Regions from separate parts of the Homo sapiens genome. Here regions 2, 3 and 4 are each linked to region 1. The links are chromatin loops, found by intact Hi-C in ENCODE. Cell type or tissue: GM12878. All regions are shown on one strand. Links, peaks and the distances in the headings refer to the core of each region. The heading gives the core; the rest is flanking DNA. Region 1 overlaps LINC00423 (long intergenic non-protein coding RNA 423). Region 2 overlaps LINC00423 (long intergenic non-protein coding RNA 423). Region 3 overlaps LINC00423 (long intergenic non-protein coding RNA 423). Region 4 overlaps PDS5B (PDS5 cohesin associated factor B).

What was found. Hi-C counts contacts between places; a loop is a spot of excess contacts. Peaks named below come from ENCODE experiments on the same cell type or tissue, not always from the same donor. Only the 100,000 strongest peaks of a DNase experiment are listed, where the experiment ranks them.
Region 2: it touches region 1 in a loop (5-fold over the local background); 5 of 110 quality-filtered maps call a loop at or near these places.
Region 3: a loop joins it to region 1, with 6 times the contacts of the local background. A loop is called at or near these places in 3 of 110 quality-filtered maps.
Region 4: a loop joins it to region 1, with 2.6 times the contacts of the local background. A loop is called at or near these places in 2 of 110 quality-filtered maps.

What each region holds. Positions count from the first base shown.
Region 1 is chr13:32,901,450-32,909,300 of GRCh38, reverse strand. LINC00423 (long intergenic non-protein coding RNA 423) reads left to right here. Exons shown (of 5, transcript NR_047020.1): 3 at 2,284-2,407. Among named protein-coding and RNA genes, the nearest start is that of LINC00423, 6.3 kb to the left of the region's middle. RefSeq lists an enhancer at 3,934-4,013. In GM12878, for the core only: no CTCF peak of the experiment used is centred there; DNase peaks (open chromatin) are centred at 3,600 and 4,000; H3K4me3 peaks cover 609 bases; H3K27ac peaks cover 779 bases.
Region 2 is chr13:32,822,710-32,830,560 of GRCh38, reverse strand. The region is part of intron 4 of LINC00423 (long intergenic non-protein coding RNA 423); the gene reads left to right. Among named protein-coding and RNA genes, the nearest start is that of LINC00423, 85 kb to the left of the region's middle. In GM12878, for the core only: a CTCF peak has its summit at 4,136; no DNase peak of the experiment used is centred there.
Region 3 is chr13:32,836,990-32,844,840 of GRCh38, reverse strand. The region is part of intron 4 of LINC00423 (long intergenic non-protein coding RNA 423); the gene reads left to right. Among named protein-coding and RNA genes, the nearest start is that of LINC00423, 71 kb to the left of the region's middle. RefSeq lists an enhancer at 7,281-7,440. In GM12878, for the core only: no CTCF peak of the experiment used is centred there; DNase peaks (open chromatin) are centred at 3,610 and 5,672; H3K4me3 peaks cover 296 bases; H3K27ac peaks cover 2,616 bases.
Region 4 is chr13:32,768,473-32,776,323 of GRCh38, reverse strand. PDS5B (PDS5 cohesin associated factor B) reads right to left here. Exons shown (of 35, transcript NM_015032.4): 32 at 5,764-6,203; 33 at 5,563-5,670; 34 at 3,000-3,135; 35 at 1-1,307. The coding sequence ends at 1,272. Among named protein-coding and RNA genes, the nearest start is that of LINC00423, 140 kb to the left of the region's middle. In GM12878, for the core only: no CTCF peak of the experiment used is centred there; no DNase peak of the experiment used is centred there.

The sequences.
Region 1 (7,851 bases), core at 1,085-6,084:
CTCACAGTCAGCACCATCTGCTGACAGTAAGTGATACCATCTTAGACCCTCAGCCCCAAACTCCCAGGTGACGACAGCCAGTAAGTGAGCCCAGGCAAGACAAGTAACAGAACCACCCAGATTTCCAGCCCAAGGATCCTTAGAGATAATAAATCACTGTGCTTTTTAAGCCACTCAGTTTTAGGGTGGCTTGTTATACAGCAATTGATAACTGGTACATCCTCCAAGAAACTATGTCTTGCAGAAAGAGTTCTACAAAAGGATGAGAAATAAACCATAATTTAACCTCCTTCCTTTGATCTACTCCCACCCCGGGTGCACATTCTCCTGCAGCCTACATTCTGGAAACATGCCATTAAACATTCATTCTTTGGAGGAGCCTTTGTTCTGGCCTGTCTCTTAAATTATTGAAGAATTCCTCTTATGTTCATTTTTCTGCCTGTTAAAAACGTTTGAGGGAGGGAAGAAGTAAGATGGCTTAAGTTGAACTCCTAGAAGGCAGAGGCAAGATACTCAAACATCGTTTTGTATATTCCCAGGATAAAGCCCTGAACAGTAGGCACTGAATAAACCTTACTTGAAGATAGCAATAAAAGGGAAGGCCACCATCAAAGACATTGGATCACAATCTTATTCAGTACATGCAAATCATCATGTACTTTGTATTAAAAACCAAAATCTTTTAAAGATCAGAACAGCCAGAGGCAGAAACAAGATTGGGTTGTAATACTTTAAGGCTACAGCAAGATGTACATCAAATAGATTCTGCTACATTTTCAGCAAACTCCCTTTTCAAATATGAAGTACATTAGTAATTTGCCGTGAGGGGGAAAGCAAATCATAACAGCATCTTGATGTAAGAGGAAAGTACACTTATGGGGAAAGTGCTGGACGTTTCTTTCAGTGAGGAACTACGTACAGGATTCAGAATTCCCAGGATTTGAAAGTTGTGCTGCAGAAGCACCAGTTAGAACTGAAAATCTCCTGGGTTCCTTTAATAATACCACAAACCAAAGTGAACTAAACTTCTGGGAGGATTCTTCTGAGCAAATCCATGTTTCATAGAACAAAATCAAACATGCACAGCTTCCACCTAAGTTCACCAGATTGTGCTGCACACATGATGAATAATTCAAAAGTAACAGACAAGTGATTTTTGTCAACTTTATGGCCTTGGTTCGTTGTTTTGTTTTGTTTTGTTTTGTTTTGTTTTGGGGTTTGCTTGTTTGTTTGTTTGTTTTTTGAAATGGAGTTTTGCTCTTGTCGCCCAGGCTGGAGTACAGTGGCGTGATCTCAGCTCATTGCAACCTCTGCCTCCCGGGTTCAAGTGGTTCTCTGCCTCAGCCTCCCAAGTAGCTGGGATTATAGACATCCGCCACCATGCCCTGCTAACTTTTTGTATTTTTAGTAGAGATAGGTTTCCACCATGTTGGGCAGGCTGGTCACGAACTCCTGACCTCAGGTGATCCACTTGCTTCGACCTCCCAAAGTGCTGGGATTACAGGCAGGAGCCACAGCACCCGGCCCTATGGCCTTGGTTCTTTATCAGTCTACTAGACTTTGAATGCTAAACCAAACAAGGAGGTCACACAAACATCTAGAAGCAGTATTCAAATCTAGACCACTATTGAAATTGGCTTAGTCCAGTTGAAATCAACTCCAAGTTTAAATGACCTGAGTCAGGAAATTATTTTGGGTAGCATTTCCCAGCAAGGTGGTCTGATGAGTGAGATTTGCTGTTATTATGTTGTTGGTGCTGCTGTTACTGGTTTATGTTTTTTGTTTTGTTTGCTTTGGTTGTGTTTGGTTTGGTTTGGTTTGGGGCTTTCTTTCAGTTGGTCTTAATGTTCAGAATTTTTTCTGTGCTGCTGCCAGATGTTAAGTGATAGTTGGCTCCCCGACAGCCTGCATTCTGAAAAATAATAAAACATAGGCCACCAGAGGTATAAAATAAATAAAAACCACAAAACCAAGTTTGTTAACTTTCCAGGCAAGGAAGCACACACTAGTAAAGAAATTCACTGAATAGTTAGCAGAGAGGGGGAAAGTTAGGGATTTTTCAATCTAGAAAATGAGGGCTCACAGATTAGGGTTTGAACACCAGCATTGCAGGTGGCCCCAGTGAACCCAAAGGCCTGAACCCAGTTGGCTCAAACAAATCCAGTCATTCATTGGTCAAGCAAGAGTCTTTGGTTGGGCCTGTAGGGGTTTTGTGTTTGGGTCCATTTCAGCTGCTTAGAATGGGTTAGGAGGAGACACAATGTTGATTTTGATATCTCCTAGGGCAAACGTGGCTGAAAGTGGACATTTTTGCCTTGACAACTCCATCTGCTCCTCCTCTATGAAAGCTCCATCCAGGGCCAGGCGCGGTGGCTCGTGCCTGTAATCAACACTTTGGGAGGCCAAGGTAGGTGTATCCCCTGAGGTCAGGAGTTCGAAACCAGCCTGGCCAACATGGTGAAACCCAGTCTCCGGTAAAAATACAAACATAGCCAGGCATGGTGGTGCATGCCTGTAATCCCAGCTACTTGGGAGGCTGAGGCACGAAGAATTGCTTGAACCCAGGAGGCGGAGGTTGCAGCGAGCCAAGATCGTGCCATTGCACTCCAGCCTGGGCAACAAGAGTGAAACTTTGTCTCAAAAAAAAAAAAAAAAAAGCTCCATCTATGACAAGGGTGTGCATTTGGTGGTTTGTCTCCCTTTATAGTCTTAAGCTCAGTGTCCTGGAATTTGGCAGTCATCTTTGGTAAATGTAAAACATGTCTACGAGTAAATGTAGTTCACATGTTCAAGGGGTCTCCAATGCCCTGCCCTGGTTCTGCTCTAGGATTAGCCCTTCTTCCAAATTCCACTTTTATCCAACATGCCAGGATCCTAGCTTTGAACTTCTCTTTGAACAGCAAATAGTAGCTGGTAAAAAATACTTTTGTATGATTACATCAGACAATTGTGACCCCCTCAGAGCAATCGTGTTCCCCAGAATTCTTGGTAGATTTTAGGAATATTGATGTGCAAATGTCAAAGAATGCTTTCACAATGTAGCAGATGATGGAGAAAGGGAGGTGGGATGATAAAGAAGAGAGAATAGAAGTTAGGAGGAAAGGGAAGAAAAAGAGCTTAATGAATATCATTGTGGTGAAGCACAAAGAGAGATGAAAGAAAAATGGTATGGGAGAAAAATGATAGCATTGAATAAACCTAACTGAGCCAGGGCCGTATGTGACCAGAAGGCCAGAGAGAAACAGCAGCAGCTGGAGAAGGCTGCAAAGCTAAGCAAGTTCATTTTGCACAGTCCGGGCAGGAAAATGCTGTTGGCTAGAACAGAAAATAACGTGATTTTTCCCCTGCTGATGCATCTCTGGGATCCTGCCAAGGCTCTATTCTGCAGAACCAAAAACTAAATAGACTAATTTATTCAGATGTGTTCCCTTCGTTCTCTCCCTAGAATGGTTTAAACCTGCCCAGGATACCAGAAATTTCTGTGAATTTGGATGACAAGGCATTAGCCAGCATGTTTCTCTCCCTCCCACAACACCTGCTGCTAAAGAGGAAGCATTTGCCCCTCGCATGCAAATCGTTTTTTGTAAATGAGGCATCTAATGAGCACTCTCATGGAAGTACCCTAGAGCAGGTAACACTTACATGAGGCACAAACTCAAAAATGAAAAAGAAACTCATTATCTGCAAGCCCAGACCTAAGCATTTGCTATAAAACCACCATTCTCAATCTTTTCCTTGAACGTAATTAATAGTTCCCCAAAATCCTCTGTGAATATTTGCCCAGCTATGGCACCCAGAGCCCTTGTTGTAAGTTCAGAATCAATGTTAGAACTGTAAAAACCTTAGAGATCATCCAGGTACGTGCCTTCTTCTCTCAGAAGAAGACATTGCAGCCAAGAGAGTTGTGCGAATTACTCAGGGTTACACTACTAATTAGGAAAAGGTCTCCTAATTCTCAGTACAACATTCATTTCACTGCTCTATGACTCACATCCTGACTTATCACCCACATTCTCTCCTCCACCTTCATCATGTCCCTTGCCACTGAAGAATTCATTTTTCTGCCACAACAGAAAATCTAACAGACAGTGGTTAAAACCATAAAGATAATTCTTGTTTCCTAGTTGAGAGGCTGGATGTAGGTGGCCCCAGGATTTGTCTGCTGCTCAACGATGTGATCAAGAACTCAGGCTTTTCTCATCCTTCTGTCTGGGCACCTGCAGTGTGCAAATCCTTCATCTCTGAACCTGTGATTTCATGGTGACTGGATGGCTTCCACAGTTCCAGGCATTATGTAGTCATGCCAGTGCCCAGGCAGAAAAGAAAGGGATGGGCAGAAAAGGACTTTGCTTTTGGATCAGGGAGGAAAATCTTTTCCAGAAATAAGATTTCCTTTTATTTCTCCTTGGCCAAAACTAGATTCTGTGGTCATCCGAAGCTGAAAGAAAACCTAAGAGAGAAATTATCTGGCAAATGGTAACATTGCCATCATTAAAAAAAAAACAGGATTATGTCACAAGAAAGAAAGGTGTGTGGCTGTTAGGCAAGTATATCAGTTAACTACATAAAAAAGACACCAGAGAAAATTATCTCTAAATATGCTGGGTTAACTCAGGAATAGAGATAAGACTATAATCTGGAATGCAAGAAATGGCAAGCCACCAATGCATTCAGTGAGGGAAGGGTAAGGGGACTTTTATTAGCAAAAAAACAGATTTACACAAGATGCTTAGAAACAGAGTTCATTGGTTCCAGAGGTTTGAAGCCAGAGTTCTTGTCAATTCATTGGTGGAGATGTCATTACCGAGCAAATGTTCTTTCAAGAACATGTTATGTGAATTACCGCAGTTCTAAAGAATGTCTGGTGATGAACCTTATCAAAGCAGGAGATGCATGAAGGACTCCAAAGGTTTTTAGAAAGTCACTGGAAATAGTTCTTATCCCAGACACATAAGCATGAGCCTCCTCTCCATCTGGCCTTCCAGCTCTATTTTGCCTGGGTCTGACAAAAGTGATTTCATCCTAGTATCTGCAACTCTCACACTAACAACGTGCAACAAACCTCCTCCAAAACTCTGTGGTTTAAAACAGCACCCATTTCTCTGAGTGTTTCTCTGGGACATAGAGGTCAGCTGATACCACTGAGCTCAGTCGAATGGTTCTGCTGCTCTCAGCTGAATTTGTTCAGAGAACTATAGATCACCAGGACATCCACACAGAGCTAGGCTCTGCTCCATGTGTCCCTCCTACTTCTGGACCAGCAGGCTACTGAGGAATGCTCTTATCATGGTAACAGCCCAGACACAGGAGTGCAAGCAGGATCATAGAGGGCCGCCTACGGTCTAGACTCATGACCAGGACACTGTCATCCGCCGTCTCATTCTATCAGCCAAAGCTAGTTGTATGGCCAAACCCGAAATCAGGGCTGGAGAAACCTACTAGTGGGAGAAGCTGCAAAGTCACCTGGCACAGAGTGTGGATCCAAGGAAAAGTGAGGATGTGGCCATGCATAGTGACTCATGCCTGTAATTCCAGCACTTTGGGAGGCCAAGGTGGAAGGATTGCTTGAGCCCAAAAGTTTGAGACTAGCCTGAGCTACATGGTGAAACCCTGTCTCTACAAAAAATAGAAAAATTATCTGGATGTGGTGGTGTGCACTTCTAGTCCATGCTGCTCAGGAGGCTGAAGTGGGAGGATCACCTGAGCCCAGGAATTGAAGGCTGCAGTGAGCTATGATCATCACTACACTCCAGCCTGGGTGACACAGTGAGACCCTGTCTCTCAAACAAAAGAAAAAGAAAAGTGATGATGTGGGGCCAGTGATGTGATCTGGCTCACTAAGCAATCAACGCTGTGTGCTCCACCTTTTTTCATTCACTCCCAATCACCCTCCCCAACCGCACTCACTGTGCTTTCCTTTTGCTTCCTTCTCTACTCTCCTCCACCACCTCTATCACCAATTTTTTTCTTATATCTCTGTTCACAGTGGGGTGGCCTTGGAAGTTCTTGGTGGAGAGTGAGTGGATGTGGGATATAGGGTGCTGTCAGCACTAAGTGGGGTGCTCCATGGCCCCTGCAACCAGGAGCAGTGTTCTCACCCAGCAGTGGAGCTCTGCCTTCCCACATGTGTAGGGACAGTAGGAGGAGTGTGACCTCAACGCCTGGCTCCTCCCAGACTCGGGCCTGAGCCAATCCTGCTGGTGTTTCCACCATGGAGCCTGCCAGAGGCCTCAGGAATCTTACATGACTGTGCCTGAATGCAAATGGCCAAGGAGGCTTTTCAGACACAGCGTCTGTTTATCTGAAGGCACTTTGGCAGTGCTGCCGTCCCAAAGCCCCGACGCATGACCCAAACCTTGGATTAAATCTGCGCTTCATTCCTTCTCAGTGTGCATTTTAAATGAGCACTCATGAGGAAGTCGTCTTTTGCCTGCTTTATAGGCTTTACTCTCCGAAAAACAAATTGATACTGAATGCAGCCTGCTCGCCATTTGCTTACTTGCCAATTTTAAAGAGTGTATTCTCTAATGAATACATTAGTAGTGTGTCTGTGTTTTCAACAGAAATGGTGGAAATTGAGGAAGACCTTCAGAGTGAGGGTGGATTTCTGATGAGCCCTACAGACCAGCTGGATTGATGATCCTAGCTTTAGTCACTCCTCTCCTCCTTTCTTGGTTCAGTTTTTCTTGCCATAACCTCATGTTCACAACTAGTAAAGGGAACAAGGTCTTCTCAGCCCCAAACACAGGCTGCCTCTGCCAAGCCACACAGGCGATGAGCAGACACACCACACCAGGGAACACATTTGGAACTTTTTTCTGTTTCATTTCCCTTTGATGGCAAAGGATGGCCTTTGATGCCAAACTACTGGAGGCTCCATCTGAGCAGAGGCTGGCTTTAGATGGCTATTCAACTAAAATGAGAAGAGGCAGTGGGGCTGTCATGAGGATGTTCTTCAGTGGAAGCCAGGGGACCTGGATTCCAACCCCCATTCCTTCTGTCCCTAGAGGTGAGACCTCAAGCTTGTCATTCATCCTCTCTGAGCTTTTGTTTCATCATCAACATACAGGCTTGCAGCCAGAGAAAGATCCTCAACATTCATTTTTCACATGACTGGCCAGATGAGCAGTGCCTTGAGGCATAAGCCACGCAAATGTCTTCACTTTGTAAAGTTGAGCAACGTAGCTCTGAAGAGCACTGCTGGTGCTTGAATGTGTCCAGCATTGGGCACTCTCCACACCTAATCAATCCTGGTATAATTCCTTCTACTCTGTTGTGGAGAAAGCATGGCAAAGTCTATAAGTAGTCAAGACATTGTGAGATAGTCTTTTTAGCAAATAGGTCAGTAAAATCAATCACTAGTTTGTTTCAAGGGCTGGTGCCATTCTGGGACAGCTCATGGAGGCTCAAAGACCGGGGCTATTGAGAAAGACCGACAAGGTCTTCTCTGGTGGGGTTTATGTTCTAATAGTGGGATATGTGCCATTAACAAGCAATTAAATAGATGCTAATTTCAACTAGTAATAAGTTTATGAGAAGTGGAACAGTGCTATGGACTGAACTATGTCCCCCCAAGTTTCTATGTTGAAGCCCTAACCCCACTGTGATGATATTTGGAGATTGGGCCTTTGGGAGGTGATCAGAGTTAGATGAGGGCCCTTGTGATGGGATTAGTGCCCTTATAAGAAAAGATACAAAAGAGCTTGCTCTTTCTCTGGCATTTAAGGACACAGCAAGAAGGCAGTCATCTACAAGCAGGATGAGAACCTTCACCAGGGATCCAAATTAGCCAGCACCTTGATCTTGGACTTTGCAGCCTCCAGAACTGTAAGAAAAATAAGTTCCTGTTGG
Region 2 (7,851 bases), core at 1,615-6,614, 79 kb after region 1:
ATATGTTTAATTGCTTTGGAGCTGAATTAAGAAAATTGCATTGCCAATAAACCGTTCCGTGGGGAGACCACAACGCCTTCTGTGGACAGTATATGCTTGTTACCATTGCCATGCCGTGCTCTGAAAAACAAGGCAAAGCTCTTAAGATGTGCAGTTAGGCTGTGTATCCCTTTCTCACTTAAAAGACACAAAGCCAGCCATAAGAAGACAGATCGATGCAATGATTCAATATTGCTGTCACCTAAGGGAGTAAGAAAACAACCCTTTTGTTTGGTTGCGAGTTTCCTGCAGGGAAGAATCTTGAGTGATGGGGGAGTGAGAACACACTGGAATACTTATTTGCCGGATGACACCGGCTGCCTCAACGCCCATGCAATATTAACTCTTGGTGTCTCCAGGAGAAATGACAAAAAGTCCGTTTCTCACCATGACACTCGGTGACTCACCCAGCTTTCTTTATGTGCTGCATCACAGGTGTAAGTAAGACTTGTGGAAAGAGGGCTGATGAAGGTGCGTGCAAGGCATGTGGCTGCAAAGGCCACCTTATTCACAGCATTCAGACCCAGCAGAGGCTGACAGTGGCTGACTCACTGTGTGTCCTGCAGGGGAGGTGCTGGAGATGGAACTCAGCTTCTCAGGAATCTGCAGGTCACCCAGCAGGCATAACCCTTGCCCAGAGGAAAACAGGAGCAGGCCTGGGCCCTGACTCTTCCTCCAGGGCAGCCTTGGGCTCATGGGGAAGGAGCCTCCTCCCCAGCCACCCTTTCCCTACACCAGCGATGCAGAGAGCTCCCCACTCCTGCTGTTCTAAAACCTGCTCTGTGAAAACTGAAACTCACTCACACTGAGGCAGACATGCTGATAATAGCTTAAAGAAGTTTTTCATCTAAGGCCGAGACTGTAAACCAAAAGTAAAATTCTAAGAGGCCCAATTATCAGAATGGATCCCTCCTCTTGGCCAAGGGCATTCCAGAGTTAACCTGAAAATCTAGCTCAGGCCATGATGAAAGACGGGGGTGGACACGCCTCATTAGATCCCCCCAGCATTAACATCAACACAGACCTTAGGTCTGATGGGAAACATTTATGATCTAGTTTCTCTGGAGCCTGCTACCTAGAGGCTTCATCTGCATGATAAAACCTTGGTCTCCACAACCCCCTGTCATAACCCAGACATTCCTTTCTACTGATAATAACTCTTCTCTGCCAACTTCGAGTTGTCCCACCCTTCCAGATCAGATCGAACCAATGTACATCTCACACGTATTGACTGATGTCTCATGTCTCCCTAAAATGTACAAAAGCAAGCTGTACCCCGACCACCCTGGGCACATGTTGTCAGGACCTCCTGAGGATAAACTTTCTAAATTGATTGAGACCTGACTCAGATATTTTGGGGTTCACAAGACAGTACAGATTTCCTTGGGGAGCCTAATTGAACTCCTCATTTGGTCTCTTAAAATTATGTCTCTATCTTATTTATCTACTTTTACTGTGGTCCCATCCTTCGGTTTATTCAGACTCAACATTTGACACTTTTAACCTAGGACATGTCCAAAGTTTTACTCATTTTTATATACAGTATGGAAAGCCCGGTGCCAGGTATGCATTCCTCACAAACACGTGCGTTCCTCCTCTCCCTGACACACAGTCGAAGCGCTAACTGTGGGCTGACTTGGTGCCATGCTCATCTTCCCATGGCCATGACAGGGGAAAATGCAGTCCCCACCCAACTGGTGTCACTCTCAACCACCTCCCTCACTTCAAAACTTTCCATGGCTTCTCAGAGCTAAGGAGAATTGAACCCAAACATTCATCCTGGCATTTAAGGCAAATCCCTCAGAATAAGGGCTAGTTCCCTGTCCCCATCAATGCCAAAAATGAAAGGCTTAGAACTGGAGAACGAAGGACAAAAATTCAGATTCAAACCTTTTTTTTTTTTTTAATGGAGTTTCACTCTTGTCGCCCAGGCTGGAATGCAGTGGTGTGATCTTGGCTCACTGCAACCTCCACCTCCCGGGCTCAAGTGATTCTCCTGCCCCAGCCTCTTCAGTAGCTAGGATTACAGGTGCCCGCCACCACGCCTGGCTAATTTTTGTATTTTTAGTAGAGACAGGGTTTCACCATGTTGGCCAGGCTGGTCTCGAACTCCTGACCTCAGGAGATCTGCCCATCTCGGCCTCCCAAAGTGCTGGGATTACAGCCATGAGCCACTGCGCCTGGCCTAAAATCTGTTTATTTCTGTACTTTCCCTGAAATTTTTTAATTTGAAAAAATATATCTGGAATTTTTAGAAAAATTAATAAGATGTTTAGGGTAAAATATTCTTAATTACTTATATTTTTGTATCCTCCAATTGAGCCTTAAATGGAAAGATTCACATTAAAATATTAATAGAGTAAGAGGCAACTTTTGAAGGAGGCTTATGGCATTGGTTGTGGTGATGGTTTCACAGATATATGGTGTACTGCCTTTGCAAAAATTATAACTAAGGAAATTATGACAGTGAAAGAGACCAGACCTAACTGACTCCACCTTGCTTCGAACCTTTAAGCTGCCCTTGTTCATTCCTGGGCATAGGCTGAACTAATTTTGGGAAGAAATTCAGTTCATGGTTTGACTCTGAAACAGAATTGATAATAACCCTTTCCCAAAAAGTCCCCCTTGTTGCCTGGGGACCAGTCTGCCTTTGCAGAGGAGACAAACAGTGTTGTTTACTGTTTGCACTCAAGCACACACACACACATAGAGAGACAGAGAAAGAGATTGAGAGAGAGAGAGAAAGAGAGAGAGAAATACCAGAAATTTGTCTGGTAAGAAATTCTTACCCTTTTTGCCTGCATACTAGGTTTCCAGGTTCCCCTTCTCTGCAGCTTCCAGAAGAACGAAGCGGCTTTTGATGACCCAGTTCCCTGTGCCATAGCTATAGAGGTCAAACCACTTTATAAAAGAAAATCACTCTTTTCTCTTTTACGGAACCGTAGGCAAAAGATTCTTATTTTTGCAAGATGCTGCCCAGCAGGTTGCACGGGGAACCGAATTAACATTTTTCATCCCAGCCGAGGCAAAATACACGTAACAAACCAGACACTAGTCACCTCGTTCAGCACCCAATATCTGGCAAGGCTCAAACCGTCTCCTGTTGGTCCCTGTTGTCTTTAATCCACTCACAGTGGGGAGAGATAACCTCCCACCACAGACTCAATGGGCATCTTTAGGCAAGATAGAAGAGCAGTCACCCTGAGTTAGGCCTGCTGGACGTTCGTTCATCAGCAATTCCTTCAGGGTTCCCCTCCGCACATATAAACACACACACACACACACACACACACACACACACAGAGTAAAACGAACAGAAGGCCTTCAAGACACAAATTCCAGAACCAGTTTCAAACCAAGAGTATTCCTCCAAACAAGTCCCCTATTCTCTGTCCAATAAGACACCCTGTAACAGGGCTACAGCTATGGACACCTATAACGGGGCTACAAATAGACAGCTCATGATGGGGCTGCAGACAGATACCCCAAGAGGCTACCAAGAGACAACAGCACCTCCAGAGAGGCCAACATCTGGAGAAGAAAGGGGCTGTGGGCAGCGCCTACAATACTCAACAAATCAGACACCCCCCCATGGGGCTACAGAGAGACACCCTGCAATGGGGCTACAGACAGACACACCCTGTGATAGGGCCAGTTATGGGATGTTTCCCCAGGACTATTTCTCCACTGCAATTAAATCCATATACGTTGGGTCGGCAGTGCCCCATGGATGGAGATGGTAGCAGAGTCAGCCCCCAGTTCAAGAGAACTAGGCAGCCACTTGGGCTGGCCTCTGGATCTATTGCCAGAGAGGGGCTACCAAACCATGGTCAGGTAACCACAAGGGCAATCCCGGGAAAGCCCCCAAATTTGTAACCACCCAGTGGGTTCACCTTGCCCGCTGCCTAGACAGAGCTAATTTATCATGACGGGGGAATTTCAGTGAAGAAACAGTAATTCACACAGAGCCGGCTGTGTGGGAGACCAGGGTTTTATTATTACTCAAATCAGTCTCCCTGAGCATTTGGGGACCAGAGTTTTTTTTGTTTTGTTTTGTTTTTTGTTTTCTTGAGACAAAGTCTCCCTCTGTCGCCCAGGCTGGAGGGCAGTGGCACAATCTCAGCTCACTGCAACCTCCATCTCCCAGGTTCAAGCAAGTCTTGTGTCTCAGCCTTCTGAGTAGCTGGGACTACAGGCATGCGCCACCACACCTGGCTAACTTTTGTGTTTTTAGCAGAGACGGGGTTTCTCCATATTGGCCAGGCTGGTCTCGAACTCCTGACCTCATATGATCCACCCACCTCGGCCTCCCAAAGTGCTGAGATCACAGGTGTGAGCCACCAGGCCCGGTGTAGGGTTTTTAAAAATAATTTGGCGGGTCAGGGTCGAAGTGAGGTTTTCTTACTGTCTTCTGTTCCTAGGTGGGGTTGCAGAACTAGTTGAGCCAAATTACCAGTCTCCATGGTGTCAGCTAATCCATCAAGTGCAGGGTCTGCAAAATACTCAAGCACTGATCTTAGGTTTTACAATAATGATGTTATCTCCAGGAGCAAGGTGGGGAGATTCAGACTCCCGGAACCAGAGGTTGCACGACTCCTAAACTGTAATTTCTAATATTGTAGCTAAATTGTTAGTCCTGCAAAGGCAAACTTGTCCCCAGGCAGGAAAGAGGTCTTTTCAAGAAAGGGCTATTATCAATTTTGTTTCAGAACAAAAACAGTTAAGGAATCCATAAACTGAATTCCTTCCCAAAGTTAGTTCAGCCTACGCCCAGGAATGAACAAGGACAGCTTAAAAGTTAGAAGAAAGATGGAGTCAGTTAGGTCTGATCTCTTGCACTGTCATAATTTCCTCAGTTATAATTTTGCAAAGGCGATTTCAGTCATCCCTCAATATCTGAGGGGGATTGGTTCCAAGACCCCCAGAGATACCAAAACCTGTAGATGCTCAAGTCCCTGATATAAAATGGTATAATATTTGCATATAACCTAAGCACATCCTCCCATACACTTTAAATCATCTCTAGATTACTTATAATACCTAAATGCTATGTAGTTACTATACAGCATTGCTTTTTATTTGTATTATTTGTATATATTTTCTCCAAATATTTTTGATTCGAGTTAGTTAAATCCCCAGATGCAGAAACTGTAGATCTGGAAGGCTGATGGTACTCATCTCCAAACTCATCAGATTGTATACATTAAATATGTACAGGTTTTTATATCTCAATCATAACTCAAAAAGTGGTTTTTTTTAAAAAAAAAAAAAAGAAAGGTTTTGCATAAAATTGACACAGATATTCCATCTGAATTGGAGTTGAGTTTTGCCCAACATTCCTTACCACATTGTCCATGAAAAATCAACTGTTTGAGAATATAAATGTAATATTTGCTTCCAAATACCAAGAAAGATAAGGATAAGAATTTATTAAGAAAGATAAATAATTTGATCATTAGTTTTTTAAAGGCCTCTAAATGCCATGAGGAAGCACAAGCAAATCCCTGTAAGATTTTAGGGCAGGAAGGGATGATTTCAGGATGAGATCATCAGGGGAGACTCCAGGTGGTGATGAGCCTTTGAGCTGGGCCCTGAAGAAGAGGACGGATTTCCATAGGCAGAGACGAAGCTGTAATAGAAAGCGTCAGAGGCAGAGAAAAACCAGAGCAAAGATCGCCCGGGAAGAAAGTGCATTCCAGGGACACAAGTCATCACAAAACATCCTTCGGGACAGAGTTTGTATGAAGCAGTAGCATATGACAAGGCTCGAAAGGGAGACAGTTTTGCAAAGCCCATAGAGTTGTCATATTTCATCAAACCTAGGGCACCATAGATTATAAAGCATACCATTATGTTATGTCCCAAGGCTGCCAATTAAACTATGACAAGCATTGACTGTAAGAGGCATCCCCACTTCGAATTGCTCAAATGTACCCAAACGTGTCTTAGAATTGACAAAATTCAGGAAGTGAAGAGACTGGAGCAGTGAAGTGGGGACAAGAAGGCATAAAAGATATTTTAATAAAGCAAGCTTGGTTGGCTTAGGATAAGGAGAATTTGCTCTTATACCACAGCCATGAGCAAGGCAAACGTCTGTGGGAAATGGGACCCTAAAATTTCAGCATCCCACTCACAGTCTGTTAGCACCATGGAGAATGGCACCACTGCCCTGGGGCTGTGCAGCTTGACCCTGCCTTCTCCATCCTGCCCCAACTGTAGCAAACGTTTCACAAGCGCCTCTGCCGGGGAAGGAGAGGGCGAAAGCTCAGAAGCACAGTCTGCTGTCTTCTCCCCGGGGCGACAGTCCACGTCTCGAGAGCGCGCCGGCTCCCAGGGCTCTGCTCCCCTGTCTCACTGTGCACGGCATATGAAAACTGAAGAGGACAACGGGCTGTTTCTCAATCATGCATTTCCTAAGAGAACCAAAGGGAATTTCTTCTATTTTCGTTCTTATAATTTAAAAAAAGGACCTTAGAGTTCTGGCTTTGTAGCCCAGAGAAACCTATGGATTTAATCATCAAGAATTATCAGTAGACAGAAAGGGGTAGTTGTGGACCTTAAGGTTTGACCAGAAAACACCCCGTCTGAGCCCCCACTACCCCACTCACCCCCCAACACACACATATACACTCATACACACACATACACACACACATATACACGTGCACACACATAGACACACACACGCACACACACATATACACACACACATATACACGCACACACTTACCCACTCACACACATACAGGCACATGCATACACACACAAGTACACACATACACATATTACATGCATATGCACATATAAACACATACGTATCACATATATACACAAATACATACACATATACACATGCATGTTACATATACACACACATATACATACACACACAGTGAGACACTTGCAGGTGAAAAGCAGGTATTCTTTTTGGTTCTGAGATGTTAGGTGTCAGGAGATTTTCAGTAATAATCTGGAAATGGGTGATTTTCAATTTACTTTATGCAAGTTTTCTCCTGGCTATGCATTTGTCTACAGTGACATTAGAAGCAGCAAACCAAGGACTTACATGCATATTTCATTAGTAGATAATTACATTCCTTATAATTGGTTTCTAAATCAGACCATTTCACACAATTATGGTGTTTCCTTTGCCTATTCAGTCAATCAAAAAGATAGTAAGAAAGTTCTTTGTTATCAAAATGGCATACTCTTAACCTCTATTATGGACTGCAGGAGATAAACAAAAATAAAAATACAACAATTTTGCATACATAGAATACTCCTTGTTAAAATGCATCCTAGATACAAAAGAACGAAGGAGAACACTACAAAGATGTTTCTAAATATATCCAGAGTAACAAAATGCCAAGAGGGGAATTTGATAGTAGGGGCAGATTTTTTAAAAAAATCAATAATGAAGTCATGCTGTTTAAATGCCAAAATCATTTTTCACCCAAATGAAAAAAGAAAATTGGGCCATAATGACAGCCGCAAAATAGCTCCTAACAAAGGAGCTACAGGAGCCTGTACTTGGAAAAATCTAAGTGTATTTATTCCTGCATTGATTCCACAAACATTTCCTGAGCACTGTGCTAGGTGCCGAGGACAAAGCAGTGAGTAAAACAGTCTCAGCACCACTGGAGCTTCCTGCTCACCCCAAGCTCACACACAGGCACACACTCACACACTCATACATTCATACACACACACACACGACTTCATGAGCCAGCACACTGGTGGCGTGTGGAGAAGTTCTCAGCAAGGTGGTGTAAGGCAGCAGTGAAAAAGCATAATTTGTGTAAATCCCACCTT
Region 3 (7,851 bases), core at 1,496-6,495, 65 kb after region 1:
CAGGCCAATGTTGACCACCAATGGAGGAGAAGAAAAGAGGGAGCCACTGAAGGGCTGTAATAAAAAGAATTGCCGGCTGGGCATGGTGGCTCATGCCTGTAATCCCAATACTTTGGGAGGCTGAAGCAGGTGGATCACCTGAGGTCAGGAGTTCAAGACCAGCCTGACCAACATGGCGAAACCAGTCTCTACTAAAAATACAAAAAAATTAGCTAGGTGTGATGGCGTGTGCCTGTAATCCCAGCTACACTGGAGGCTGAGGCAGGAGAATCGCTTGAATCTGGAGGTGGAGGTTGCAGTGAGCCAAGGACATGCCATCGCACTCGAGCCTCGGTGACAAGAGCGAAACTCCATCTCAAAAAGAAAAAAAAAGAAAAAAAAGAATTGCCTAGAGAAAGTGATACTGAAAGGTTCCTTTGGCATCTTGTTTGGAGGAGGAAGCCTCTGGAAGCAGAGGAGCCCGATGATGCAGGCCCACCCTGGGAAAGAGGAAGGAGCTTTCCACCTGGCAAAGGCCTTCGTGGCAGACACTCCTAGGACCAGCACAAGGAGAATGAGCAGGACCCAAGATGTAGAAATACAGATGAGGGAGCAGGAGTGAGAAGGGCTTCCAAGCCTACAGACTGGGTAGATAGGGACTGAGAGGCCAAGAACCGGGGCAGGGGGATTAGCAGAAGGAGCTGGTCAGGGAAAACTAGGGTGAAGGTGATGAGTTCAGTCTTGATATTCCAGCGACAAAAGTCATGGCATATTGTGAAAGTTGTCAGAATTGAACTGGAGTCACCAGTGTTTTTTGGGTTATTTGGGTTTTTTTTTTTTAACAGGAAAAGGTCTTTATTAGAAGAGAAAATTTTTTTCTTGGCATGTAGACTTTTTTCCCTTTCAAATGATCAGCTCTTAATGGGATTTTTCCTCCAAAATGGCAGTAAAAAGGAGTATTTTTGCCATTTTGATAAGACATACACCATAAACAAATGAGTGCTTGTGACCACACAAACGTTGGCAGGGAAGCCTCCTTTGTGGGGTACTGCAGCCCAGAAAGAACTGTATGGACCTCAGAGAGCCTCCCACACTGTTTCTCCATTGATATGGTTTGGATCTGTGTCCCCACCCAAATCTCATGTTGAATTGTAATCCCCAATGCTGGAGGTGGGGCCTGGTCAGAGGTGATTGGACTTGGGGGGAGGGTGATTTCTCATGGTTTAATTTCATCCTCACTTGGTGCTGTCTTCATGATAGTGAGTTCTCATGGATCTGGTTGTTTAAAAGTGTGTGGCACCAAAAACAAAAACAAAAAAACCCTGACAAATAGAGCCAGGGAAGGCTATGATGAGAGGATTCTCATACCTAAACGCCTGATAACAAAAACTATCTCAAAAAACTGCAAAAGCCACAACTTTGCACAAAGACCATCACAACCTCACACACAAAAATATACGTCTTTGAGGACATCTGCCCAGCAACCGCCTGTGCAACCTCAAACTGGCGTCACCCTTGTTATTGATCCTTGTACCCAAGGATAATTATCTCAAAACAATTATGTAATCCTCCTCATTTTTCTTTAAAAACCTTTCCCTCCTTTACCTCCCTGGATACACACACAGTTTGCTAATACACCTCTATTCCCATTGCAATGTCCTACTCCGGAATAAATATATTTTTCTTCTAGAGAGCTTCTCTCTGTTTGTTATTTAGATTGACAGTATGTATTAGTTATCTGTTGCTGTGTAACAAATTATTTCAAAAAATCCGTGGCTTAAAACAATACCCATTTATTATCTAACAACTTATGTGGGTCAGGAATTAGCTGGTGCTTTTGTTCCAGGATCTTTCACACAGCTGTGGTCAAGGCATCAGCTGGCACTGCGTATTCATCTGAAGGCTCAGCTGGGGTTGGGTCCACTTCCAAGCCCACTCATATGGTTGTCAGAATTCCATTTTTCATGAGCTGTTGGCCTGGAGACCCCAGTTCCTTGCTGGCTACTGGCCAGAGGCCACTCTCAGTCCCTTGCCATGTGGGCCTCTCCAACACAGCAGCTGCATGGAAGCATGCAAGCCAAGGAGGCCACACAGACAGTCTTCTAGCAAGAGGGACATTACAATCTTTTGTAACCTAATCATGGAAGTGACATCTCTCATATTGCCATATTTGTTAGAAGCAAGTTACTCAAAGGGAATATAATCTTACAAAGTCATCAGTACCAGGAGGCAGGAATCATTAGGGTCTATCTCAGAGGCTGCCAGCCACAGGGTATTTAGAAATGTGAAATTGAAGTTTGAGAGCAAGGGAGAAGTCATCTAAATGTAGATGAGGGTTAATATTATCAAAGGAAAGAGTATTGTGTGTGTGTGTGTGTGTGTGTGCGCGCGCGCACACACAATACTCTTTCCTTTGATAATATATACAAACACACACACACACACACATACACATACACACACACAAAGAGTATCCCTTATCTGAAATGCTTAGGACCAGAGATGTTTCAGATTTCGGATTTTTTCAGATTTTGGAATCTTTGCATATACATAATGAGATATCTTGGGGATGGACCCAAGTCTAAGCACAAAATTCATTTGTTTCATATATTCCTTTGTGTGTAGACTGAAAGTAATTTTATACAATTTTTTAATAATTTTGTGCATGAAACAAAGTTTATGTTAACATGAAACAAAGTTATGTTAAGTCCTTATGTGTGGAATTTTTAACTTGTGGTGTCATGTTGATACTCAAAAAGTTTTGAAATTTGGATTTCAGGTTTTCAGATTAGGAATGCTCAACCTCTAATGTATATGTGTATGTGTGTGTGTATATAGATACACATATATATATGGACATGGAGGATCAGTCACATTTAAAAATAAGAATAGGGAGGTAGAGAATAAATAAAATAGGGAAAAGGAGAACCTAGGGGATAATTCAACAAATCCAAGAGACCACCGCTTCCTTTAAAACCTAGGAGGGAAGTCATCTCCTCCAGGGAGCCCTCTTAGATTGACTGGGACCTATCTAATCCTCCACTAGTTATTCACTCAAAAGAGCCCAAGAGTCTATTATGTGCAAAGGCTACCGAGTGGAGAGGGACCTAACAGAGTCTCCAAGAAGCTTAGAAGTTAGGGAGTAAAGATGAATTGGTAAATAACTTTTTCAAGATGAAAAGCAGAAGTGACATGAGAGTGTTACACAGAAGAGACAGGAATCACCGAACTTCATGGTGGGAGACACGGCTTCCCCTGGGAAATGAGACTGATGTGTGGGTCAGGCTGGTCTCTAGTTTTCACTCCTGTGAATGTGCCACATTGGCTGGGGTCCCAGAACAGTGGGCATGGCTCCAGTTTGTCTCCCCAGCTGGGTCATGTAGCCGAGCTAAAGCACACCCAAGTTTTCCAGGCCTCTCCTACCTTCCTAGGGGGCCTGGATGGTGGCTTGCATGCCTCAACTCCCTGGAACTGCCTGCTGAGGGCAAAATTTCCTCTCAGGCGGTCGAACCAGCAGAAACACAGATGTAGCAGACCACCTGAAAGTAACTGCAGCATTTAGTGACATGTCTTCCACATTCTCAAGTCATTCAGCTCTTAGCAGACACAGGGCTGGATGGAAGCAGTCATTTTGTTCCCCTCGTTGGTCAAAAGATGCTTTTGATGAATCATTTCTTTATTTAGTTTTTAGATTGCATTCCACCTCAGGGGGAAAGCTCTCCAAATGAAACCGTTCATAAGACCAGGTAAAACCGCAGCAACTTTTAAGGCTATCCCTGAAGGTCAGCCAAAAGCCAGATCTCAGATTTCATTTGGAAATCTGCCAGAAGGGATGTTCTTGGATGCCGCGTGCTACCCACAGGGTCTTCCTGCCTCTCTCTGACAAGCCCCCTTGGATACTGCCTTGAAGAAAACAGTTTCTGGAAGTATAAGAAGGAGTACAATTGGTCGGGCGCAGTGGCTCACACCTGTAATCTCAGCACTTTAGGAGGCCGAGGCGGTTGGATCACTGGATTCAGGAGTTGAAGACCAGCCTGGCCAACATGGCGAAACCCCATCTCTACCAAAATATACACAAAAAATTAGTTGGGTGTGGTGGTGCACACCTGTAGTCCCAGCTACTCAGGAGGCTGAGACAGGAGAATCACTTGAACCCAGGAGGTGGAGGTTGCAGTGAGCCAAGGTCATGCCACTGCACTCCAGCTTGGGCAGCAGAGTAAGACCCTGTCTCAAAATAATTAATAATAATAATAATAATAATAATTTAAAAAATAAATAAATAAAGGCGGAAAACTGGACAAAGGAAAATAGCCATCAAGGGTCAAATTTCCCCTAAGAAAGGGTTTTCTGCTGACCAAGGACAGGATAAGGCAAGCACTCCTCACATTTCCACAGAGGAGAAAGGCGGGGAGCAGCTTGCTCTAAGCCTTAAGCAAAGTTGGGGGGACCACAGTGTGACTATCCCTAGCAAAGCCAGCCTCTGAGCTGACCACTATTATGACCTGCTCCCCATCTGCCGCTTGGAGGGACACTATTAGCAATTGGCAAGTTGCCAGTATCCCATTTATTGGCTCATTAATAATTCCTCTGGGCTCCCAAAGCAACCATTTGATTCCAAATAGATCACAAAATTCGCCACTGAGATATCTTTACCCTTTCTGACATTTCATGAGAGCAGAGGCAGAAATTCACACCGGAGAGTCTGGGAGTTGATACTGGAGACAGGGTTAATGTTCTCCTTTCCCCGAATCTACAGGGGCCTGGTTTGCTCTAATCTGCCTCCAGGAGGTGAGCCACCACCCTGGCTGGGCACTGCTCCACTTGCTTATGGTGGTACCTAGGGCCTTGCATCTCAAAGTGTGGTCCCCAGACCAGCAGCACTGGCACACCTCAGAAGATTCTTAAAAAAGCAGACTTTCAGGCCCCATCCCAGACCTATGGAATCAGATCCCGCATTGAAATAAGACCCACCCCACCAAGTAATTTATACACACCCTAAGGTGCTCTAATTTATTTGTAGGAATAAATGAATTTATCCCAAGAAAGTAATCAGATGCATGCACAGCTTGCAGGTACCCATGGGTTGAATGCGTCATTGCTTAAAAAGACAAAAACTGGGGCAGGGCCTGATGGCCCATGCCTATAATCCCAGCACTTAAAGAGGCCAAGGCGGTGGATCACTTGAGGCCAGGAGTTCAAGACCAGCCTGGCCAACATGGAGAAACGCCGTCCCTACTAAAATACAAAAATTAGCCAGGCATGATAGCACACACTTGTAGTCTCAGCTACTCAGAAGGCCGAGGCAGGAGAATGGCTTGAACCCAGGAGGCGGAGGTTGCAGTAAGCCAAGATGGCGCCACTGCACCCTAGCCTTGGGAACAGGGTGGGATTCTGTCTCAAAAAAAAAAAAAGGCAAAAACTGGAAACAAACCAAATGTATTGAAGCAATATTTATTTGAGTGCCTTCTATGTGACACTCAGAAAATAAGAGCTACAAAACAGAGACAGTCTTAAAAATATGGTTCATTTGGGGGGGATGGAAAATTGCATAGCCATTTTTTAAATACCTCTTTAAAAAAAGAAACCAAAACCTACTTCTAAAAGTAGAAGTAGGGCCTCTAAGGCCCTATTTCCTGCCTTCCAGGTTGGCTCAATTATTGTGACTGTCTCTAGGCAAACAGTTCGTGCAGGCTGCTAGGCTAAGGACATTTCCCTTTGCTAAACAAACAAGCAAATGCAGACAGGGCTCAGCTGCTGTAGCACATTGGAATTGCTTGTGAAATGAATTAAGATCCATTTCCAGGGCTGTGCTGTCTGAATGTAACTGCGGGCTTTCACCCCGCCCCCACCTTTCCCATCCCCCAAGGTATAGTCCACTCAATCTCAGGGGCACATGACCCTCTGGTTGTGATGTCCAAGGTGCTCAGTGGATTTACACGTCACTGTGTCCATTATTTTTCCTAAAAGGAAGACAGCTTAGATAAACACCTCCCTTTAAGTCAAATGTAAGTTTGTTCAACTACAGCCACAAGAAGGATAGCAAATTCCGGAGAAGGACCTTCTGGAGAACACAGCAATATTATCTCGCTGGCCCAGGGATGGGTTTGCAACTGCTCTCAATGGCTGCCGTACATCATCGCTTCACTGAGTATTGTCCAGGCAGAGCAAAGTCACTCAAGCAATACTTCTTATAATCAAGGCAAGTGGTCAGCGGCTGCCTTAAAAAAAAAAAAAAAAAGCCTGGAAATACAGTCCCCAGCCAGAGTAAAGATCCTCCTCTGCGACCTCACAGCCCAGCTGGATGGGACCCTGCAGCGCTCTCACCTCTCTGCTCAGGAAAATGTGGCTGCTGCGCGTCTCAGCCCAGCCGAATTTGATCTTGTGGATTTCATGTCTAATCTCAGCCTAGATTACTCGGGCTTGTTTGGCCCGCTCTAGCATGCCTGGTCTCTCTATTCTCTCTTGATTCTCTCCCATCCTTATTCATCCCTCACTCATTGATTGATTTAATTCAACAACCAAGCCCCCTGCTGTGCTGGATGTCAGATGTTCTAGGTGTGCTCAAATGAAGGCCCTTTTCATTTTCCGGAGGAGTTCACTTCCCATGTTGGGAGACAGTAACAGGAACAAATCAGGCTGCCTAGGTGTTCACGATGTCACCAATATTGGGAAGTTACATTTTGTAATATTTTAATAAAAATAGCTTTTCTGAGCCCAACCCCCTCCCACCGCCTACTGATCTTTGGCTCTTAGTTTCTGCGCCTTCCAAATTCCCTCCTCCATAGCTCACCTGGCCTTGAGGCTTTTACAAACTGCTCTGGCCTGCATCCTGGATCTCACTCTAGAAACCACTCTGCTGGGGTCATTCCGGCAGAGCACCCAGCTTCCCCTCTCTCTGTGGCAGAAAAACCTGATTCTCTCCCACTTTGTCATGAAAAGTCCCTTCCCTGCCTGCGTATCTCTCCAGCTCTTGCCTTATAAGTTAGAAGGCTCATTGGGTTGACTGCTAACCAAGCGCCATCTAGTAGAAGACTCCAGGTTTTGACAGTGCAAATTACAGTCTTTTAACGGGATCAGATTCTCAGGCCCCTCCCCCTCTTAATAGCACCTCTGAGCAGAAAGATGCAGTGGAGATTTATCTCATTTATGCTTTGACTCATGACACACATGTGCATGCACGCTCACATATCTTCATACACTCATTTACACATGCACTTACATACACACACATACATAAACACATACATACATACTCACACTCATGTACACACACACACGCACTCATGCATATGAACATCTTCTAGAAGGAGGAAGCAAATTGTGTTAGGTTTCTAGTCTTTCCCTTCCTGCTATAGACAATTGCAATGCAAATATGACAAATGATACAGTCAGAAGCAGATTTATCCTGAAGATAATGAAGCTTAAGCAACTGGGCTCTTTACTTGCACCAGACTGGTTCCTGGGGTGGTCTAGGTGGGGAGTGGAAGTCAGGTTGCAAACAGGAGGCATTTCTGAAAATGTCCCTAAAAATATCTCTGAAGAATGAGACCTGGATATCTAAAACTCTAGTAGTTTTTGTGATTTCTTTTCTTATGCTAGATAAATATTTGCATTCCTAGCTGCTATATGTGAATGTCTGTACCCCAACCCCCCACACATCACATTCACATGGTGAAATCCAATCCCCAAAGTAATGGTACTTGGAGGTGGGGCCTTTGGGAGATGGTTAGATCATGAAGGCAGAGCCCTCACAAATAGGATTATTACCCTTATAAAAGAAGCCCCAGAGAGCTCTCTTGTCCCTTTCACCTGCGGGGACACAGTGAAAAGACAGCCATTTATGAACCAGGAAGCAGACCCCCACCAGACACC
Region 4 (7,851 bases), core at 1,757-6,756, 130 kb after region 1:
ATATACTTGGATATACCACTTCTACGCTGCCCCCACCCCCCAGAATCAATTTTTTGGCTCCAAAATAAAGTACAATAATAAACTCTTGATGAAAAACTATGTTATGGGGCAATCTATCATATACTATGGCTAAATATGAATTTACAGAAAACAGCACATCCCATTTTCAGCACTTTTTTTCAAAAACATGCAACTCACTATAAAATACAAAACACTTGGCTTTCAAGAACAGCTTTATAAAGACACACTGCATCAATAAAATTTTTTCTTTCTGATTAACTTTACACTGTTACGGAGAACTGGAATATTTCTAATGTGTATATATCAGGTTTTATATTATAGTGTAATTTGCATTTTCTGAACATAACGTTCAAGAGGAAATATCTATACACAATAACATTCTAGACTATTAAAAACTCATTCAAATTACAGAATTTTATTGATACAGTAGATTAATAAAAACTGAAAGGATGATAAAATGGGATAAAGAATTCAGTACATTATTTTATAACACACTCTTTAAAATTAAAATACTTTAAATCTTTCTTCTTAAAATTTTCATTGCCATGAAAGGCCAGAAAATTCTGGGACAAATCAATACTGAGGTGTAAAGTAATCCAAGAACTTCAGGACTATTTCACAATTTGCATGGTTGTCCTCCTATCAGAGGCATCCTTCTGGTGTAATGGCAGACAATTTAGCACCTCTGAAGATTAAGGGTGCCCAGGAGTAAACACTAGGTAAGATACACAAAGGGAAGAGACCATTTAACTCTCCAACAAATAGTGACATCAAGAAAATGACACCAATTGTTGAAAACAAATTTTTTTTCACAGTAAAATTGCAGAGAATACAAATACAAACACTGACAGATTACTGCTTAAGATCTATCCTAACAAATTCTTTTCAAATCAATAGATCCAATAAACAGTCGGGTACTGTCAGTTTAAAGCCGCAGATAAAAGCTATACAAGCACTTCAGAAATCAGAAACATTAAAAAAAAGAAAAAAGATATTTACAAGTTTCTTCTTTATGTCTACATAGCCATCGCACATTACACTTTCACAAGACTCCATAGTCAATGTTACCATGTGTATGGCTAAAGCATGTGACCACAAATGTATGGGGTCACCAAAGTAAGGTCCAACTGTCCACTCTTCAGCAGTCCCATTTTGTGCATCAAAGGCTTTATTCAGCCTCAAGCTTGACCAAAAAAAAAAAAAAAGATTTTTCCAAAGCTTTCACAGAGAAAGTTATTAATTACATTTGTTCATCGCCGTTCCCTTTTAGCACTTCGCCGCCGTACCTTAAAAGGAAAGTCACCAGATGCTTAATTAAAATGGGTATATGTGCATAAGATATGCAGTAATCATTTTTAACTAATCTTTATTCTCATTTGTTCCTGATTTTCTTTGCTTTCCTTTCCCTGAAACTTTTTATCCTTACTTTCTGCCCTGGCATCACATATTTAGACCTCTATAACATTTGATCCCTTACAGGCTCACAGACTTCCCCAGAACAGTGAAAGAAAAAAATTATTTTACTTTTCTATCTAATAATTTTAAAGAGAAATGAACAGAAGTCAATGTCTACAGCAAGAAAAATAACTCAAACAGATTAATCATCTTTCTACTTATGTTTCCTGTGGTAAATGAAAACATTTCACATTTATGAACTTACATTATCTTTCTGGGAAAGCAGTTACTGAGTTTGGATCTTAACAATTATCAATACAGTAAAATAACCTAAAATTCAAACATATTATCATTTGCTGACAAGCACTAATGAAAGCATAAAACTTTAGTTCAAAAAATGTCAATATTAACAATAGGAATATAAAAGAGGGTTTTAATTTACATGTAGTTTTTCTCTGATGAAGACATCAATCGTTACTGACTCTTCAGACTTACTTTGATGTCCTCCCCAAAACCCTTTAAGAAACAAGCCAAACTAATTTGAGGTCACAATTATGCATATTTTCCTGTGTACTTAACTCGCTTATTCACAAATATGAATCCTGGTACAGATAGGAGTTCTGATTCCATTAAACAGGACAGAACAGCAGAGACCAATTCTGAGACTTGATTATAGAGCTTGGGTTTCTCAAACAAAGATAGGAGAAGAGCTTCTACTTAAATGTATTATGTTTTTTCCTAAGAGAAATATCTGAGTTGTATTAACTGGTAAAGTTATTTATTTATTACTTTAAAAGTCAAGAAGGGCCGGGTGCAGTGGCTGATGCCTGTAATCCCACCACTTTGGAGGCCAAAGCAGGCAGATCACTTGAGGTCAAGAGTTCGAGACCAGCCTGACCAACATGGTAAAACCCTGTCTGCACTAAAAATACAAAAACTAGTCGGGCACAGTGGCATTGGCCTGTAATCTCAGCTACTTGGGAAGCTGAGGCAGGAGAATTGCTTGAATCTGGGAGGCAGAGGTTGCACTGAGCCCAGATCGTGCGCCACTATACTCCAGCCTGGGTGACAGAGTGAGACTCTGTCTCAAAAACAAAAAAGTCAGGAAGTAACACATACCTACTTTTGCAAAATAAGTATGTATTACCAATTTTATGAATTCTCATTCAGCTCAAACTTCAATTCCAAAGGCTGATTTTATTCTGTGTAACTAACTTCTAATTTCTATTATGAAACCCAAATAGAAATACCAAACGGAGAGTTGTAAAATATAAACAACAGTATACTTAATGGGTATCAGTGCCCTAAAATCAAGGTACAACTTACATGCTTAAAGTGTCAATATTAGAATGCTGTACATTCAGTTCAGACTTGACATTTACATTCTCATTAAGCTACACCTATTTGCTTAGTTTCGGGTTTCCATAAAAGATGTTCTCCATTATCCAACCTGGTAGATAAAATGATGCTATGAACTAATGAAGTAAAACATATAAATACTAAACAAGTACTAAATGATCTAACCAAACATTTACTAACTCTTTTTATATCCCACACCACTCACAGAAACTTTGAACACATACATTTACTGTAGAAACTTCCTCCTCCTCTGTTTCTTCCTGTGGAATATCATCGACAGGAGAGCTACCCTGAAACACATCTACTTCTTCACTTGAATCATTTTCCTTAGTAGCTGCTTGTTTGGAGCGTCCTACACGGCTAGAGTAAAACACATGTAAAACACAATGAACGTTCCAATCTTTCAGTAGATTACCTCGTTAGAAGAAATGTTTCACGTATTTCATCGTCATATCATCTTTACCCTCAGTTACTTTATGAGACAAGAACATTTCTTTAATATTCTGAATCCTAAACCAGCATTTAATCATAGAATGTTACATATTATCTACCAAGTAACAACAAAAAAATGTGACTGAGAACATACCATAACCTAAAGTCTGCTCTTCCTTTCATCTTTCCTAACACAGTAAAAGGCATCTATGTCTACTGAGCTGCTCAAAGCAGAAAGGAATTCTGCTTTGAATATAGTGTACCTGTCTTTGTCTGGCCTTATAGATTCTTATGGAGATCTCAAATCCATTCACTTCTCTCCACATCTCCATTGCTACCACCTAATTCAAACCATTCCCATCTCTTGCCTCTTCTCTTTACAAAGTTATCTTTTAAAAGTACAAGAACAGATGATGTTACTGCTCCCTACTGAGCTGAGAATAATTTTGTAAACCTCCTTAACAAAGTATACAAGGAACAGTAGATGGTCCTTGCCTACCTGTCCACTCTCATCTCTTTCTGCTCCCCAACTCCCCACAACTACAATCCAACAAACCCTTGCCTTCCTTTAGCTTTCTGATTTTGCCAAGTTATTTTTCACTTCAGAAACTTCAAATATAGTGTTCATGCCACCTGTTCTCTGCCTGTCTAGCCCCTACTATTCTCAAGATATCAACTCATTGTTACTTTTAAAGAAAAAACTTCCTCACTCCATTAGATGGTGGAAAACAAGAACCACGAGCCCATGAAAACAAGTACCACGTCTGTTTTGTGTCCCTAGCACCTAGTACTCTCTGAAACACAGGAGGCATCAAAAAATATGTAATAGAACCATCTAATCAAATGGATCCCTCTTGATAAATCTTTATTTTTTAAAATTAGAAACATAACATCACTTCTATAAGCAATCCAAAATATGTATTTTTTTAACTCACGCTCGAACCAAACAATTTTTTTACTTGGTTTGGTTTTTCGAGATTAATGAAACTATAGAAATAACATGAAACATAATGACAATCTTTTTCAATTTCACTGAGGTCAGAACAAGAAAAAGAAACAAATCCTAACATATGTTAGTATACTAGCTCTAGAAAGAGCTTCCCAGTGAAAGGAAGATAGGCTTCCAAGACAGACTACAGAATCTTCTTCCATATCAATTTTTTTTTTTTTTTAAGAAATACTTGTTTGGTTTAGAACATTCATAGGACTTGTGTAATTTTAGGAGAGCACAATAATCATTTAAACCCTGAATTTTATGATGTCCAAATATAAACAAACTAAAATTATGAGGTTTGTTATTTCCTTGTTACATCATTCATGTGTATTTTATTAAATAAAGGATTCCTTAAGAATCCTTTGTTTAGAAATAGTGATTTGGTTGAATCCAAACACATTTATAAAGCTGCCACAAAAATGTACTTACCTTTACTTTTAACCTGATAGAAAAATTACATGGAAGATGGCATGAAGTACTGGCTAGACACCCAGGCAACTTTTCCTCTTCCTGTGGAATACACAGGAATAGGAAAATCTCTAAGATAATTGAGTATTTAATGACAGTACATTGGCAACTCTGAAAAGTCGAGCCATGATGTAATTATGTATGGGTGGGATTACTCTCAGAAAAAGTGTTAAATTTCTGACTAATAGAAGACATGCTACTCTATTTCCACTCACATAACTAAGGAGAAAAAACACTGTCAGATCTGCAAATTACAGCAGTGATACTCTGGTGACACTAAAATTTGAGGTACAGATTCTTACTGTACCTCTCTTATAAATGTGTTTGTGTGAACATCTAAAACTATATACATGTTGATGTAGATAAATGAACTGGGTTAGAAAACAAACAAAATCAAGATATCAAACACTTGAGACCAACATGTGTTAATTTCTATGGATATAATTTTTAAAAAATGGTACCTGTTACTTTCCTACTACAAGTTCAAAGAATAAAAGCAGAAGCATAAGACCTATTTTCCTTTTTTTAAAGGAAAAGGTGCTAATGAGAAACATTTAAAAAAAAAATTGTAGTGTGGAATGACAAGGCAACCTGGTCAATGTGTGGTGATTATTTAAAAATACCTTATGATTTCTTTAGATATCATAAAGTCTGTATAGGAAATAATATACTATTTGGTATTCATTTATGAAGATTTGCCTGCACCTGTAAAAATGTACAAGATAGTTTATTGAGATATCAATCACTAAGGTAAGTTTATAAAAATTTTATCTTACCTAGTGTAATGGGGCTAAATATATGGAATTTAAATACAGCAATATGTATGTTTACAAATTTAGGAACTTTTGCAAAATAATTTGAAATTGGTTTGAAATGTAATATTTACAACTTACACATTTTTTTTTGGTTGTGATGGTGATGGCGTTTTTGATGGTCTTCCTCGTCCTTTCTGTGGTGTGGACTGTGTGGATTCAATTGCACTAGATTCAGGAGATTCTGCTCTGCTTTGGGGAAGACCCAAATGTGGATAGCATCAAATTATGATTTATAATATAGTAACGAAACAGATGCAGTTTAGAGTTACACATGCTTACCTCTGCTGTGCTCTCCTTGACACTCGGTGCTGTTTGCTTTTGGACTTCTGTTCCGTATTTCCACTTTGTCTTTCTTCTTCTTCCTCCTCCTCTGGTGCTGGAGGTCCAGATTTTTTTTTGCTTCCTTTTTTAGAAGTTTTCATTGTTGGCTCTTCTTTTGGTGTACCTCCACCAAGAGGTTTTGGTGGTCGGCCTCTTTTACCCTTTTTTGGCGGACTATTCTGTTCATCTTCATTTTCTAATATATCTTCTTTGAGCCTCTTTTCCTCAGGCCACTGCTGTTCATCAGATTCTGAAGCCGTATGGCCTCTTTTCCGACTTCGCTGACTGCCTTTAGGTTTCTGTTCCTGTACCAACTTAGTCAAGTCATCCATACCTAATTTCTCCTCCTGTTCTGTGACGGGCGTTTTTTTCCTGCCTCTAGGCTTCTCCAATTCAGACTAGGGGAAAAAAAAAATCACAATTTATGGTTATGAAATTGTGAGTATACATATTTTGAGGAATGAAACAAAAAAATCTGTTATCTAATGTTGTCCTAGATATGTACCTAAAATATACAGCTCTTAAATACACCAGAACTGTATTTATTTGCTTTTATTATAGTTTTTAATTTTAAAAACTTATCTGGGATAAAAGGGTACATTTGCACTCTTACTTTTCAGCTAGAGTGTCTTAAAAGGAAACCTCTCAAGATCAGTATCTTACTAAATTATAAATTTTAGTGAAGAGCTATCTCATTAAAAAGAGCATTATAAATTCAGTGCTTGGTCCTAAATGACAACTATACTAAAGTATCTGTTTGGATAGTCAATTTAAGTAATTCTAATTTTACCACATAGTGCGTAAGACATAAAATATTAACTATATGACATGCTTACAACATCATAAAAGAACTATTATTTTACAAATGGAGGTTGCAAGATACAAAAGGTAAACATATTCATCATTTATTATAAATTTTGGAAACACTTCTGAATTAGAAATACTGCTTCTTTCTAGGTATAACTAACTGATTAACAACAGAAACAACAAAAAACCAGTGGCTTTCACATTTAAAATAAAATCCTAGTCTATATTCAGAGAATCTATATGTGAACCAGCGTGAAGGCTGAAGAAATTCTCCAAAGACCCAAGAATAAATTGTATGTATGAACACTTATAATACAAAGTTAATTTCCAAAAGTCTGCGCAATTTATATTTTCAAAAATCACTGAAAACAACAAAAACTATCGAATTATCTGTAACTTTTTCTAACTTTAAATTGAGCTTCCTGTATGTGAACTGCCTAATTACATCCTTCGTATTGTGTCCTTTGTCAACTTTGACTACTGCGGTGTTAGTGGGTTTTCTCTATATTCCTCTATGCTTTTGTGTATGCCTCTATGCTTATTTTTAAGTGTTATTTCTTTATTATTAATATTATCTTTTATTATTTTTGAGATGGAGTCTCACTCTGTCACCCAGGCTGGAGTGCAGTGGCACCATCTCTGCTCACTGCAAGCTCCGCCTCCCAGGTTCACGCCATTCTCCTGTCTCAGCCTTCTCCCGAGTAGCTGGGACTACAGGTGTCTGCAACCACGCCTGGCTAATTTTTTTTTTTTTTTTTTTTTTTGTATTTTTTTAGTAGAGACGGGGTTTCACCGTGTTAGCCAGGATGGTCTCAATCTCCTGACCTTGTGATCCGCCCGCCTCGGCCTCCCAAAGTGCTGGGATTACAGGCATGAGCCACTGCACCCAGCTTTTTTTTTTTTTCTTTTTTTTTTTTTTGAGACAGAGTCTCGCTCTGTCACCCAGGCTGGAGTGCAGTGGGTCAATCTTGGCTCACTGCAACCTCTGCCTCCCGGGTTCAAGCGATTCTCTTGCCTCAGCCTCCCGAGTAGCTGGGACTAGAGGCATGTGCCACCATGCGTGGCTAATTTTTGTATTTTTAGCAGAGATGGGGTTTTGCCGTGTTGGCCAGGCTGGTTTCAAACTCCTAAACTCAGGTGATCCGCCTGCCTCGGCCTCCCAAAGTGCTGGGATTACAGGTGTCATTGCACCTGTCCTTTAAGTGTTATTTCTTACTTGCTTTGGACTGAATTGTGGCC